Linked DNA regions of Homo sapiens: region 2 is linked to region 1. The links are chromatin loops, found by intact Hi-C in ENCODE. Cell type or tissue: HepG2. All regions are shown on one strand. Each heading gives the region's core, and the rest is flanking DNA. Links, peaks and the distances in the headings are about the cores only.

Region 1 (2,914 bases), core at 283-2,782:
AGTCTCACATTTCCTAAAAAGCATAACCAAGCACTTTCTATGGCAAGGCATTGAATTTGATGCCATACACATCATCTCATTTTGTGCCGAGAATAGTCATTCTGATCCGAGGCACAATTATCCTTAAGTTGCTGCTGAGAAAACTGAGGCTGTGAGAGACTGGCTGGCTTTGGCTTGATCAGGCCATAAAGCTGGAAAGTGGTAGAGCCCGAATCTGAATCCAGGGCTTCTGATTCTGAGTCCTGGCATGGCAGGCCAGGTCTCACTAACAGCTGAACAGGCAAGCCTCCATGACAACTGTTGCGGCACTGACTGAGTGGTTAGGTTAAATATTAAAAGCTAATAGAGCCAGTCTCCTTATGCAAAGGCTGGAATGTAACAAAGCCCACCAAGAGTTTTGCCTAGGCCTTTCCTGGGCCTTGAAGCCTGACACGATAACGAAGGAATTCTTAACAGGACCCATGTAGGATTAAACAAGTTTTATTGGGGGTCTGAAGAAACTCCCCAGACCTCCACAAACAAGTTTTACTGGGCAGGGGGGTGGGGAGGATGGTCTAAAGGAACTCCTCAAACCTCCATGATTTAGCAGGAGACGAGATAAGGGTAATCACTCCGGCACCTGGAGCCATCTAGATTAAGTAAATTTACTGAGGCTCCAGAGAAAGGTCTTCAAAACTCAGACCTTAGTTATATTAGGAGAAGTTAACCACTTATGTCTTTAGATGAATGCACTTACACATAGACATATAGCTTAGAAGGTATATAAACAATGGAAAGCTTTGTAATTTTAAGTTGGTCTGCCTACCCGGTTACAGAAATAAATTCTCTTCTCTCCCAGTTCATCTGCATCTCATTACTGGGCCTTGAGAATAAGCAGCCCGACCCTGGGTTTGATCCGGTAACACTGGGGCATCTCTGAATCAACCACATTGATGCCTGTCATTATGCCACTCTGCACTGCCACGAACCTCTACTCCTCAGAATGTGGCCTGCAAACCCAGATGGCCGGTATCCCCTGGGAGCTTGTTAAAAATGCAGAGCCTTGGGCCACTCCAGGCCTCCTGAGTTGGAATCTGCATTTTAATAAACTTGCCTGGTGACTCTCATTCATATTAAAGAATAAGAAGCCCTCAGGAGGCTGCAGAGGGATTGGAGATCAGGTCACTTGAGAGAGAGAAGGGGAATGAGTGTGTGTGTGGGGGGGGGGCGGGTGTGTGTGTGTGTGTGTGTATACTTGTGAACACAGGCCAGGCATATGTGTAGTTTGGAAAGGTCTAACAGCTCAGAGGCACCATGTCTTCCCTCAGATAACATCACTTCCACATCCTGTTTGTTGGAAAATTGTTCCCAACTAAAGGCTAAGATTTTTAACTCTTGAAATTGAGTTATGTGCGGACTGCTCATTTGTGATCCAAAACGTCAGCTGAGAGACTGCACCAAGAGAAACCTCTCCAGGGAATGGCTGAGTAGCTTTCGCAAACATAGGGACACAGGAAAGCAAGTGCTTCTTCCTTCTGGGAGGTTTCTAGACTTCTGGAATGAGAGGTCCCCTGAGGGTGCATTGCCAGACATTTCTCTGCATCTTTAAAACCAGAGTTTTTATTTGTTATGTTTTTTTCTTGAGTGCCTAGAGGATCTAAGAGTTTAGCCAGTATCATATAACCTCTCAACTCTTCTGATGTTGGACCTTTTCTCTGAAACAAACTCAAAGACAAGCAAGCAAATTAGATGACTACAGCATACAAAACATAAAGGCTGGACCTAAATGGGTCAATAGCACCATCTCTTGGCCATGTGTGAGTACTGCATCTACCAGTTTTCAACTAGTGAAAGTACAAAACACACCTGTGGATTTGCGGTTAACTAAAGCAGAGTAAAAATATCCCTGCCACACTGTGAGGCATAGAAACACCCAAGATAATGAGAAAGTGGAAAGTTAATGCTGTCTTCAAGGAAATCAGTTAACACCTAATTATATCCACATGTAATATTTGAATTAGTTTTGCCACAAGTAGTGAAAACGAACAAGGTTGAGGAGGATGCCAACAGCACTGCGTATTTCTGAAGGCTTTGAGCAGGGCGATAGACCACAGAGCTCCCCAAGGAGTGGAGGACACCTTATTAAACAGGCATTAGAAAATGGTTGTATGTAGGCCGGACGCGGTGGCTCACGCCTGTAATCCCAGCACTTTGGGAGGCCGAGGCGGGCGGATCATGAGGTCAGGAGATCGAGACCGTCCTGGCTAACACGGTGAAACCCTGTCTCTACTAAAAATACAAAAAATTAGCCGGGCGTGGTGGCGGGCGCCTGTAGTCCCAGCTACTCGGGAAGCAGAGGCAGGAAAATGGCGTGAACCCGGCAGGCGGAGCTTGCAGTGAGCTGAGATCGCTCCACTGCACTCCAGCCTGAGCGACAGAGCGGGACTCCGTCTAAAAAAAAAGAAAGAAAGAAAGAAAAGAAAATGTTTGCACGTGAATGTTAACAAAAATACTAAATATCAAAATCTGCAGGCTGCGCAAGGGAAATTTACATCCTTACGTGCTTACATTCGAAAAGAAGTTAAAAGTTAATGGGCTAAGCAACTAAATTGAGAAGTTACAAAAAGAATATGCAAAGAAAGTAGGAGGAAGAAAACTCATAAGGGAAGAAACTAATAAAACAGAAAATAAGCATGTAATAGGAAGAATCACTAAAGCTAGAGGTTGGTTTTTTGAAAAGATGAAAGAATAAAAACTGATAAGCCTCTGGCAACACTGATCAAGAAAAAAAAAAAGAGAAAAGTTGCCAAAAAAAAAAAAATGGAGCTATAACTACAAAGGGTTAGTCCCAGGGTTCCACAGCTCTGCTTGTAAAAAGACGATTGAAATTCCACATTAGATCTCACCCTTTCACATTTTCATATCCTTTCCTCTT
Region 2 (2,914 bases), core at 167-2,666, 180 kb before region 1:
CGCAGAGTTGGTTTAATATTTGAAAGAAAAATCATGTAATTCACCACATTAACAAAGAGAGGCTGGGCACGGTGGCTCACGCCTGTAATCCCAGCACTTTGGGAAGCCAAGGTGGGGGAATCACGAGGTCAAGGGATCGAGACCATCCTGGCCAACATGGTGAAACCTGGTCTCTACTAAAAATACAAAAATTAGCTGGGTGTGGTGGCGCGTGCTTGTAGTCCCAGCTACTCGGGAGGCTGAGGCAGGAGAATCGCTTGAACCCCAGAGGTGGAGGGTGCAGTGAACCAGGATCGCGCCACTGCACTCCAGCCTGTCGATAGAGCAAGACTCCATCTCAAAAAAAAAAAAAAAAAAAAACCATATGGTCATCTAAATAGACACAGAAAAAGCAATTGTCAAAATCCAACATCCATTCCTATAAAAACTCTCACCAAAGTAGTACTAGAAGAGAATGCCTGATAAAGGACATTTACAAAACAAAACAAAACAAAAAAGCAAGAAACCTACAGTGAACATCAGTCTTCAGTGTGAAAGATTGAATGCTTTCACTTTAAAAGCATAAATAAGACAAAGATATCTGCTCTCACCACTTCTGTTCAATATTGAAATAATGCTTCTAGCCAGTGCAGTAAGGCAAGACAAAATAAAATAAAAGGCATCCAGACTGGAAAGAAAGGAGTAAAACTATCTTTACTCATAGATGACCTATGTAGAAAATACAATGGAATCTACAAAACAGTTACTAGAATTGCTATACTGAAGAAGTAAGTACTTCTCCAAGCCTGCGGACTAGGGTGAAAGGGGTCTTTATTGGATGTAATAATGCAGATTTCCACATTTCATAATTTTTATTTTTAAGCTGGCTTCAAATGCCAAATCCCAACCAATCCCCCCACACTCACTAGTTTTCTAGTCTTAATTTGGGCATTCTCACCTCTCCATCCCTCTCATAGTGACAGATGCACAATGGAAGCCACTGGCCTACACAACTCAAGATCTGAATGCAGAGGTGACACCTGCTCTCTCTTGACATCTAAAGGGTGGGAGGGAGGGAGAGGATGCTCACTCACCTGGCGCCAAGCGGTCTGGAACATGGCTGGCGTCCCAGCTTCACACACTGCCTCAGGGTTCGGAGAAGTGAAACTGAAGAGAAAATAAAGAAGCACCGGTGAGATTGATGCTGCCTCGCACCCCGCAAATGCCCTCTGTGCTACTTGGGCCCCTCTCCTTTCCGCCAACTCCTCACCCCAAAAAGCAAAGGGGTTGCAAAACCAGGCAGAACAAGCCCCAGGAAAACCAATCAGTTACCCGGACCGCGAACCTCTTCAGCTCGGACCGCGAATCCCGCGCGGCGCAGGCGCAGATAAAGCGTGGAAATTCCACCTGCCGCCGACACCGGGGAAAGCTTGAGACCCTCCGCCGGAAGTGCGTTTTCCATGCCCCTCCTCTCTAGGAACCTGGGAAGTTGCCAGTCTCTGTGGTTTCCTACCCCCGCCGTCAGCGCCAGTGTCCCTACTGCCTGAGACAACACGGGCCCGAGCGGGCGGCCCCAGGCAGGGGTCCTGCAGCGCCCACACCTGGTAGCTCCTTCGGGGCATGACGTCTGGCCAGCTCAGGCCACAGAATGGTTACTATCCTGGGTATTATTCGTGGTTATCTGGCATTTGCCACTCTGGGTGTCCTTCCAGATAATGAAGGGACCATCGCGCCCTTCACATGCGCCAAAACTGTCTGGATTGTGTGGGTGCGCTGCAGTGGGAAAAGTGGGTGTGGGGAAAGGCGAACCCATTACTCAGAAGGCCGAATGTGTATGGACTACGTAGGTCCAGAAACCCAGCTGCACCACTTGCTAGTTGTGTGACCTGCAGCAAGTTTCTTTGCCCCGGTTTCCTTGTCTATTAAATGGGTATTATGATGGTGGTACCAACCTCTTGAGGCTGTTCAGGGTTAATTCATTAAATTAGTTAATTGATAGGTAAATTATTTACAGTTGTGCCTGGCACATAGTATGTACTCGTGAGTTTGTATTGTTTTGTTTTCCAATTGTGTTTTTTGAAGACACAAAATAGGTGCTGCTGGGACTCCAATATGTGGCGTGCTTTAGGGAAATAGATTTTTTTAAGGACAATTTTCGAAGTTTAGCGAAAGAGCTATTAACATTTGGCTTAGAGCCCTTTCCTGCCCTGTACTGGGATGTGTGTCCCGGCCCAGCCTGGAAACAGATTTTAGTTATTCCTTCCACAGGAATTAGATTTATCCACCACTTTCAAAACAAGTCCTGCCATGGAGAGTATATTATGTATCTACTGCTGGATAATAAACTACTCTAATGCTTTGTGGCTAAAAACAATAAACATTGTTATCTTTTGACAGTTTCTGTGGACCCAGAATTCAAGAGCAGCTTGGCTGGGTGGTACTGGCTGAGGGTCTCTGCTGAGGTTGCAGTCAGGTGTCATGTGGGGCTGAAGTCATCTGAAGCTTGACTGAGTTTGGAGGATCCACCTCCAAGGTGGTTTACTCACATGGCTGTCAAGTGGGTGCTGGTTGTTGGCAGGAAGCGTCAGTTCCTTCCCATGTGAGGGTTTTCACAACATGGCATGTAGCTTTCTCCCAAAGTGAGCAATCCAAGAGGCCAAGGCCAAAGCTTTTATGACCTAGTTTTGGAAATCATGCATCATGATTTCCTCAATACATTCTCCTCAGATTAGTCATGATTCAGTGTGGGAAGAGATACACAAGGTTTGAATGCCAGGATATGAGAACCATTGGGAGCCATTGTGGGGCCACCTAGCACAGAGATTTTAACTGTCACAGAAACAGTTCATTTTATAAAATCTATAGTATTTTCACTTTAAAGTTTATGCACAGCACTTGTTTTAAATAATTAGATTTCCAGAAACAATGGCATGAC

What was found. A loop is a pair of places that touch in the nucleus more often than their neighbours do. Peaks named below come from ENCODE experiments on the same cell type or tissue, not always from the same donor. Only the 100,000 strongest peaks of a DNase experiment are listed, where the experiment ranks them.
Region 2: a loop joins it to region 1, with 7 times the contacts of the local background. A loop is called at or near these places in 3 of 110 quality-filtered maps.

Annotation. Positions count from the first base shown.
Region 1 is chr3:40,326,674-40,329,587 of GRCh38, reverse strand. No RefSeq gene overlaps it. Among named protein-coding and RNA genes, the nearest start is that of EIF1B, 18 kb to the right of the region's middle. In HepG2, for the core only: a CTCF peak has its summit at 1,786 (motif pointing left); a DNase peak (open chromatin) is centred at 1,777.
Region 2 is chr3:40,504,536-40,507,449 of GRCh38, reverse strand. It overlaps ZNF620 (zinc finger protein 620), which reads right to left and starts at 1,411. Exons shown (of 5, transcript NM_175888.4): 1 at 1,312-1,411; 2 at 1,074-1,146. The coding sequence starts at 1,097. In HepG2, for the core only: a CTCF peak has its summit at 1,564; DNase peaks (open chromatin) are centred at 1,089, 1,469 and 2,649; H3K4me3 peaks cover 1,755 bases.